Linked DNA regions of Homo sapiens: region 2 is linked to region 1. A link is an interaction called in ENCODE POLR2A ChIA-PET data of the cell type or tissue named here. Cell type or tissue: MCF 10A. All regions are shown on one strand. Links, peaks and the distances in the headings refer to the core of each region. The heading gives the core; the rest is flanking DNA.

The links. ChIA-PET counts read pairs that join two places held together with the same protein. Peaks named below come from ENCODE experiments on the same cell type or tissue, not always from the same donor. Only the 100,000 strongest peaks of a DNase experiment are listed, where the experiment ranks them.
Region 2: POLR2A ChIA-PET joins it to region 1 with 6 read pairs; 2 of 35 experiments call an interaction of 5 or more read pairs at or near these places.

What each region holds. Positions count from the first base shown.
Region 1 is chr5:172,533,362-172,535,861 of GRCh38, reverse strand. LOC105377727 (a long non-coding RNA gene) reads right to left here. Exons shown (of 2, transcript XR_941225.3): 2 at 1-383. Among named protein-coding and RNA genes, the nearest start is that of LINC01944, 24 kb to the left of the region's middle. RefSeq lists an enhancer at 2,144-2,213. In MCF 10A, for the core only: no CTCF peak of the experiment used is centred there; DNase peaks (open chromatin) are centred at 861, 1,481 and 1,771.
Region 2 is chr5:172,697,151-172,703,617 of GRCh38, reverse strand. LOC107986479 (a long non-coding RNA gene) reads left to right here and starts at 3,194. Exons shown (of 3, transcript XR_001742997.1): 1 at 3,194-3,502; 2 at 5,898-6,042. RefSeq lists enhancers at 5,682-5,741, 5,812-5,971. In MCF 10A, for the core only: no CTCF peak of the experiment used is centred there; no DNase peak of the experiment used is centred there.

The DNA.
Region 1 (2,500 bases), core at 1-2,500:
GATGAGGACATTGATGCTGAGAAAACTGTGATGACTTTGGAGACGTCACAAATAACCCCAACAATAAGCATACATGATTCCAGAATAATTTTAATATTCAGCTATTCTAGTATTTCATAACATGCCTGCAATCCTGATTACATACAGTGTTGTTAGGAAATGGAAGATAATCAGTGTGTTCCATGTACTAATAAATATGTATGTATGCATTTATTTATTTATTTATTCACTCAACAAACATGAGCTGGGACAGAGCCAGTGCAAAATGATAATTTAGAGCTCCTTGTTCAAAGATCATGAAAAAAGCGCTGTTAAAGTTTCTTCTTTCTTCCATGGTCTTTCTCTTGACTTCTTATGATGCTATTCATTTGCTATTTGATGTTCTAAGTAAAGAAAAAATAAAATTTTTTATTACTGGCATGAATTTACTGTTCATCTTTATATTGTGAAATTCCAGTTTCAAATGCAAAAGAGCGAGCATTTAATGCATTATCAAAATCACTGAAATTACAGTTTGTATTATGTGGCTCAACCCTATGGGAGTGCCTTAAGTGGCCATAAGAGACAAACAAGCCAGAAACAAGGCTGAAAAGAGGAGGAGAGGAACACACACACACACACACACCCAACACACACACACACCCATACCTACGTACATACACACATACACACACACCTGACACAGAGCCAGCTGCTGGAGCATTCCTGGGTACAGGGATACTCTCTCTGGTATGGGGGATACTAGCAGGGAGAGGACAGAAGTTCACAAGTGCCTGGGGCCTTACCCTGCAACATGGGACACGCATGCTTGCTTGAGTCTGAGGGCAGCTGGGTTCACCCTCAGCCAGTGACTGGACTGACAAGACCTGCCCTGGCTAGGGCGGGGTCTGGGGAAGCTGAGCCAAGCCTGCCTCTTCCCACAGCCTGTTCTCCAACCCACCGCAGACAGGGATCCTTGGGAATGTTTAACGCTCTAAGCCAACATGCTCTGGGTACCTGGATCAGGGGTGGGCGAAAGGCTGGACCTGGCTGAGACACAGCCTCCAGCTGGCCACCCACCAGATGCACTGTGGTGCTTAACCCTGGAGCATGCCCTACCAAAAGATGCCACCAAGTGTGCATGCCTACCCCTAATCCTCTGTGTGCCTGCTGGGTGGAGGACAGCAGCAGTCATAGGGCAGGGGCAGGGGGTGGAGGTGGAGGGATGGGTATCTGACCCACCCTGGGGAGGTGATGGAAGGCAGGACTGTGCGAGAGCTGAGGCTCCAAGTCCCTAAAGCATGCTTAGGGGTCCCATCAGACTTCACTTACGAAACACAAATTCAAAAAAAAATTATTAAAAATTTCAAGACAATGATGGTGACATCACACGTGGTGACCAAGGCCCCATCTTTCTAGGGCCTTATGTGATGGCACTGGTCGCAAGCCCATGAAGCCAGCCCTGGGTGATGCCCAACCAGAGATGAGTCAGACACAATTCCTGCCCTCTGTTTATGTCATCAGGCAACAAGCATGTGTCAGGCACTTAGGCTAGGCACTGAAGACAGAGGAGAGACCACTAGGAAAAGTGTCCCCACTCTTAAAAAGCTCACAGCCTGGCTACAAGGCAGGCTGACCTCTGCTTGGTAGCCAGAAACAATGGGATCCCAGGGGCAGGGGCTGCCAGCCAAGCCTCAGGGGTCCAGGGAGGCTCCAGGGAAAAGCAGAATTCATGCAGGATCTGGAGAATGGGATCTGGGTGAAGACATGGTGCAAGAACAAACAGTCCAGGCAGAAACTGGGTGTGCCAAAGCCCCAGGCTGGAGGGAACTTGGCATTTCGAGATACTGAAAGGAATGCCTCATTATTCAGAGTGATAAGCACTGTGCCATCCCACAGAAACGTCCACACTGAATTTTTCACTGTAATCTCAGCCTCCTATTTATTACTGTGACATGAAGTGCAGTTGCCTGATGACCCACCTGGGACACACTGTGTCTGTGAGTCTGGTGGGCGGTTATTAGAGAAAGTACAAGTAGTCCCTGACTCTCTCTAGTTTCATTTATAGCATGGTCTGTCGGCTTAACGAGAACATGTGGTCTCCCCACAGTGGCTCGGCCTGCCGGGTTCAATCAGGGGCCCTGCTGCCCACCAGATGCCCACGTTAGGGCCCAGGATTCTGCCCCCACTCCTGGGCTCCCCCTCCCCGACTCTTCACACCAGTTGGGCTGTAGCCTAGTCCTCCTCCCACCCCTACCTCTGTGTGGTTGCTGCAAAGACCAGAGATTCTCCTGTGGCGATATATACAGCTTTAAATACTTCACGTGACAGTGAGGCTTGTGGCTTGTACGGGACACCTGAGCTCTTTTTGTATCTGTCTGTGCTGTCTTCCTTTTTTGCAACTTGGCTCTGACCCAGCATGTAAACATGGATTAGTCTTTTGTACTTTTTGCAGGTTGTATAATACCAGTACAGTGTGAATAGAATAAAATAAATGCTTGCAAACTAAAAAGAAGAAGAA
Region 2 (6,467 bases), core at 1,649-4,148, 170 kb before region 1:
TAATGGTGTTAGGAGATGGGGCATTTGGGAGGTGATTAGGTCATGAGTATGAAGCCCGTGTGAATGGGGTTAGTGCCCTTATAAAAGAGTCCCCAGAGAGATTCCTTGCCCCTTGCACCACGTGTGGACTCAGCGAGAAGTCACCGTCTATGAGAAAGTGGCCCTCACCAGACACGGAATCTGCTGGCACCTTGATCTTAGACTTCCCAGCCTGCAGAACTATGAGAAGTAAGTACCTGCTGTGGATAAGCTGCCCAGTCTATGGTATTCTGTCATAGCAGCCCGGATGGATAAGATGCATCCTCCATCCAGTAAGGTCTATTGGCTTCACAGCCCCTGAGCACAGACCACCTCCATCTCTGTCCTGGGCCACTGCACTAGCCCAGCACATCTCTGCTTGGCCTCCCTCACCCCAAGGTCATTATCCCAGCCTTCTTCAAAGATGGGTTGAGCACCTACCATGTGCCACATGCTAGGAATAAGAAGTGAGGGGGAGAGGGCTGCCCCTGCCCTCCCTCACCCTCTCCATTGTGAGGGGGAAACTGAACTGACAAAATGTGATAAATGCTCCAAAGAATAGAAACAGAGTGGCTGGACGCAGTGGCTCATGCCTGTAATCCCAGCACTTTGGAGGCTGAGGTGGGAGGTCCGCTTGAGACCAGAAAGTCAAGGCTGCAGTGAGCCCTGTTCTTGCCACTGCACTTCAGCCTGGACAACAGAGCAAGATCCTGTCTCAAAAACAAAACAAAACAAAAGAAGCAGTGTGCTGAGATAGACAAAGGTCTCCATAGTGTGGCTACAAAGGGTCCTTCTGAGCAAGTCACATTTCAGTTGAGACTTTTATGCAGGTCAGGCAAGGCCCTGCAGGCCCTGGTAAAGAGCTTAAAGTTTGATATGAGAATCTCTGAGGGATTTTAAGCAGAGGAATGATGGAATCTGGTTTTATGTTTTAAGAAAATCCCGGCCAGGTGCGGTGGCTCACGCCTGTAATCCCAGCACTTTGGGAGACTCAGGCGGGTGGATCACCTGAGGTCAGGAGATTGAGACCAGCCTGGCCAACATAGTGAAACCCCGTCTCTACTAAAAATACACAAATACACAAATTAGCTGGGCGTGGTGGTGGGCGCCTCTAATCCCAGTTACTCCGGAGGCTGAGGCAGGAGAATTGCTTGAGCCCAGGAGGCGGAAGTTGCAATGAGCAGAGATCATGCCATCGCACTCCAGTCTGGGCGACAGAGCGAGACTCCACCTCAAAAAAAAAAAAAAAAAAGAAAGAAAGAAAAGAAAAGAAAAAAAGAAAACGAAAAATCCCTCCTGTGGCTGCGTGGACAATGAATTTGGGTGGGGTGGGGTCCAGTGGAGCGGGGAGGCACTGATGGGCCGGGCCACAGTTCTTGGCCAAGCGAATGATGCGCAGGGACAGGGCGGGGCAGGGTGGTGCCCCTGACGAAGACTGAAGTGCTGTTTCCAAGAGGCTGGGCAGGAGAAAAATAATAGCTGTCCACTTCAGGGACCAAGGCGGTGTGTCTAAAAGCGAATATTATGCAAATAAAAAGCGTAAGAAAATAAAGGACCTTCTACACCTGGGACACGTGGGGCTCAGTAAATGTTGATGAACTGAAGAGCTGTACCAGGTGTAAACTATGGAGGGTTGTGCACGCCAGGCAAATAGAAATCTCACTTCCCTTCTGATTCAGGAGGAGGTGGAGGAAGAGGCAGGAACTGTCTGCTGTGGTTTCTTGAGGATGTGGCATTTGTAAAGCTGTGATCCATGTGCCAGTGCGAGAAAAGTCCTGTGAACACAAAACCAGCAGTGTCCGTACAGCGCCGTTTCTCTACTGTAATTCCCAGTCACCATCAAGGGGACTGACGCCCTAGCTTCGTCTCCCACCTACTGTGTCTTCCAAATGCCGCAAAATCCTCCCTCCAGCCCCAGCGGGCCTGCCTCTTGCACTTCTCCCCTTCTGCCCACCCTCCCCAGAACCCTCCCAAAAAGTGGAGAGGGGAGAAGTGGAACAAACTAAGCCAGCAGGACAGAGGCAAGAAAGGCTCAGCATGCACCCAGGTGGAAGGAACGTCCCAGGCATGGCCTGACGCCGATGTCTGTAGCCGTCAGAAAACTTCCTCTTAGGATACCTTCCCCAAGTCCTGTCTTCCTCATCTGCCATGTGGTCATTTGTTTAAGTGAAGAAATATTTGTGGGGTGCCCACTACGTGCCAGGCACTGTTCTGAGCAATAGGGATGCCACAGTGAACTAGATCTTGTCCCTGTTCTTGAGGAGCTGATAGGTACTGAAGGAGACAGAGAAGAAAATGCTTACAGATTAATCCAGCCCGGTGATGTGGGGGCAGGGGTGAGGTCTGTCGGGGGAGGCTTTCTGGAGGAGGTCATATGGAAACCAAGGTTTGGATGGTGAGCAGGTAAGGAGGCATGATCCAGGCTGTGTGAGTGTGAGTGTGTGTGTGTGTGTGTGTGTTCTTGGGGTGTGGGTGGGAACCTTCCAGACTGAGGCAGACACCTGTGTGCAACAGGTGTGAGTCTCAACCCATAAACTCAGGCATGCATTTAATGAGCTTGTCTTCCCAACAACTTCATTTCTATTTTGAGACTGCATTTCACTGGGGTGCCTTCCCTTTCACTCAAGGTCATGGCCAAGTTCCAGAGGTATAGTGCCAAGGCGTTGATGGGGAGTAGGAGCAGAACACTATTCTGCCTGCTCCCCTGGCAGCCCAGGCTGCTCCGAGAGCATCAGTTATGCAGTAAATCCGGAGTCCTTCCTGTTTGCTTTCTGCCCTGAGGCCTCTTTCCATTGAGTAGGGAGGGAGGGAAAGATTCTAGGTAAGCGGGGTGGGGTGGTGGGGCGGGGAGCGGGGGGCGGGAAATGCGAGGGGTCAAGGAGACTCAGTTAACACTTAGAACCATGAGCAATCCTTCTGTAGAGGCGGCTCGAGCTGGCTGGGGCACTACAAAGGGGCAGGGCGGCTGTGGGAGCTGTGGAGGAGTAAGGCGGGAGGCAGGAGGAGCCGTAGGAACAGACGTGACAGAGCTTGGGTGTCCTGCCACGGAGGCTGAACCTGGTTCTGACTCCCAAGGTGACTGTGAACACCGAGCCACACATCCCAAAGCAGCCCCGGCATTCCGTAGAGAAGGGCTGGGCCCTTTACACCCTCATTTATCCAGGAAGGAGGGGTGGGCCCTTCTCATTTACCCATGAAGGAGGGGTGGGCGGAGCCTGGCAGCTGTCGCTTCTCTCTACAGCAGGGGTGGGCTCTTTAAGGTCTTTAAGCTCTTTAAGGGGTGGGAGTCTCATAACTTCACTGGAGCCAGAGCATGCCGAGAGAGGCAAACTCTTGGCGGTTTGGGGTTATTCTCCACCGGTTCCTGGAGATCCGAGGGTAGCAAGTGCCAATGGCTGTGCTGGGGTCACAGAGCTTACAGAGCTCCTATCTTATCCACACCCAGGGCATGGCGCCTTCTTCCCTGGCAGACAAGTAGGGAATGGTAAGCGGTCCTTGGAAATTCTCTTGTGATTTAATTTGACTTAACTTCTTAGCATTAGTAGGTCAATTTTGCAATTTATTAGGCAAACCACACCCCTGGGGAGAGGCTTAGCAGCTGAGAGCGTGTTTTCTATTTTATGTGAGGGAGGAAAGGAAAGCCAAAAGAATTATTTAAAAAGAAATATTCAAAAGCAATCCTCAAGGTGGAGTTCAGCATCCTCTCCAAACCAGCTTCTTCTATACCTTTTGTTGTTACTGTGGTTATTGGCCTGATGGGCCACCCAAGCTGGAATAAGCTGCCCCTGGGCCTTCGCTGTGCTCTTCCATCTGCCTGGCAATCTTCCTTCCTCTTCTCCACCTGGAGGCTATCACGCGCCCCCTTCAAAATGCTCCTCCAAGTTTCCTCTTCCTGGACACCTCCCCTGACCCTCTCAGGTTAGTCAGGGCTCCCACGATGTCCTGGTTTTACCCTCGCCAGAACACTGGCCATTCTGTTGTAACATCTGCTTCCATTTCTGGCCCTGGCCCCTGGCAATGAGGATGGTGAGAGCAGAGATTTGTCGTGTTAGATTGATTTGCTAATTCACTGGGCTCTACTTTGTCCACTGTCTTTTATTTTTTATTTTGTGAGATGGGGTTTTGCTCTTGTTGCCCAGGCTGTAGTGCAATGGCATGATCTCAGTTCACTGCAACCTCCACCTCCCTGGTTCAGGTGATTCTCCTGCCTCAGCTTCCTCAGTAGCTGGGATTACATGTGCCCGCCACCACACCTGGCTAATTTTTGTATTTTTAATAGAGACGGGCTTTCGCCATGTTGAGCAGGCTGGTCTCGAACTCCTGACCTCAGGTGATCTGCCCACCTTGGCATCCCAAAGTGCTGGGATTACAGGCGTGAGCCCCACGGCTGGCCTGACCATTGTCTTTAGAGGACTGTCTCCTCTTGTCAGTTCTTTTTTTATGTCCTTATCCAGGCCTTTGTTGCATTAAACAATAATAACTTTTTTCTTATTATAACAATAAATGTTTCTTATAGAATTTAAAATTTTTCTTACATGTAGAGAAGCAAAAGAAGAAAATTAAACCACTTTTATTTCACCCTCATTGTACTTCCATCCAGATGACTTTTGTTAACATTTTGGTACATTCCTTCAGCCTTTTATTCCCATGACTAATTGTTCATGTATATTTTAATGTTATCATATGGTATATATGATTTTGTAGCTTTTAAATTTTTTTACTTAACAACGTATCGTTAATATTCTTCTCGTACTGAAGTTGGTCCAGGGAGATACAGTCCCAGATCTTGCTGTAAGGCTGGACCTCAAGCTGGGAGAATATGACTCTGGGCACGCCAGGGCTACCGTGTGCAGAGGCAGTGAGAGAGGAGGATGGTGCTATCATCATTCGCAACCCATTTAGTCCAACAGCTTTCAGCACCCCACAGCCAGTAAATACTTTGCACTGAGACTGATACAGGCCAGTTGTGCTGGGTTTCTGCTACTCCTGCTTGAAAGGCGGAACCTACAGAGGTTTCCAATCTACAGAGCTTGTCACAAACCCAGAGCAAACTTCTCTCTTTTTTTTTTTTTGAGACAGAATCTGGCTGTGTTGCCCAGGCTGGAGTGCAATGGTGCAATCTCGGCTCCCTGAAACCTCTGCCTCCTGGATTCAAGCGATTCTCCTGCCTCAGCCTCCTGAGTAGCTGGGATTACAGGCGCCCGTCACCACGCCCGGCTAATTTTTGTATTTTTGGTAGAGACGGGGTTTCATCATTTTGGCCAGGCTGGTCTCGAACTCCTGACCTCAAGTTATCCACCTACCTCGGCCTCCAGAAGTGCAGACGTGAGCCACCGTGCCCTGCCCCAGAGCAAACTTCTTTTGAACCAGCTGGGGCATAAATATCTCAAGCACTGGGGAGGCACTTTTTTTTTTTTGATGGCCAAAGGTGCAGTTTTAGCTGCATTGTCATTTCTGTCTATCTTTGAGGGTTTAAAAATATTGCATTTTCCTCCCCTACTTGTTTTATTCTAATGTGCCCGGCACAGGGTCAGACGTGCGGGTTAAACGGAGCGGGTCAGGTCAGTAGGACCGGAGTAAAGAAACGTCGTGTCCATGTGCCATCCTCCCAGCATTGCAGGGGCGGGGAGATCCTTTCCCAGCCCCAGCCCCAGCCCACCACACCCTCAGCTCCAGTCCACCCCCAAACGCAGACTTGACCCCAGACCCAGACTCAATGTCACCCTGACGTGCCTCCTCAAGGTTACCCAGATCCACAAGGCCATTTGCAGGAGTCTGGCTTCCCGGTCGTTGCGGCTTCTGCAGGATGCGCTCGGGGGGATGGTAGGGGGTGTAAATCTGTCCAGCACCTGGACCTTGACCAATGTCTTTCTGCTCAGGTCTTTGCCACTTCTCACCGTGGCCACTAGAGAGCGACAGTGCTCCATCTTCTAGAAAGAAACCGTCCAATCCCCGCGCCTTCTGCCGAGGAGCCTGGCGAGCCACCTCCCTGAACTTCAGGACTTTCAGTTTCACTCCCTTATGGTGAGGGCGCGGAAAGGGAAGCCCGAGGGGACGGGGCCCTTACCCAGGATCACTCCCAGCCCAGGCCGTTTCATTGCCCTTTGCCTGTCCGTCCATCCTTTCCTGGGAGGCCAAGGGGAGCTTGCCCTGTGGGAGGAAGCCTGCTCAGGAGCGCCAGCCAGCAGGGTCGTGTGAACCTCTTGGAGAAAGGCTGGTTTGTTGCAGAAGGCAAATGTCTCTTGGGACCTTTGCCCCCACCCTGGAGGGCTCCTCCAGCACGGGGCCCATCAGCTTCTGCGTTTGGGCAGCTCCTTTCTGCAGGGAGTGCTCAGGAGGAGCTTCTGCCTGCCAAGGGCTGTCCAGCATCTAAGGTCCAGCTCGGGTAGTACCTTGCGGGAGGCTCCCCCAAGCCGGGTCTGTATTCATAACACCTCCAGATGAAATAA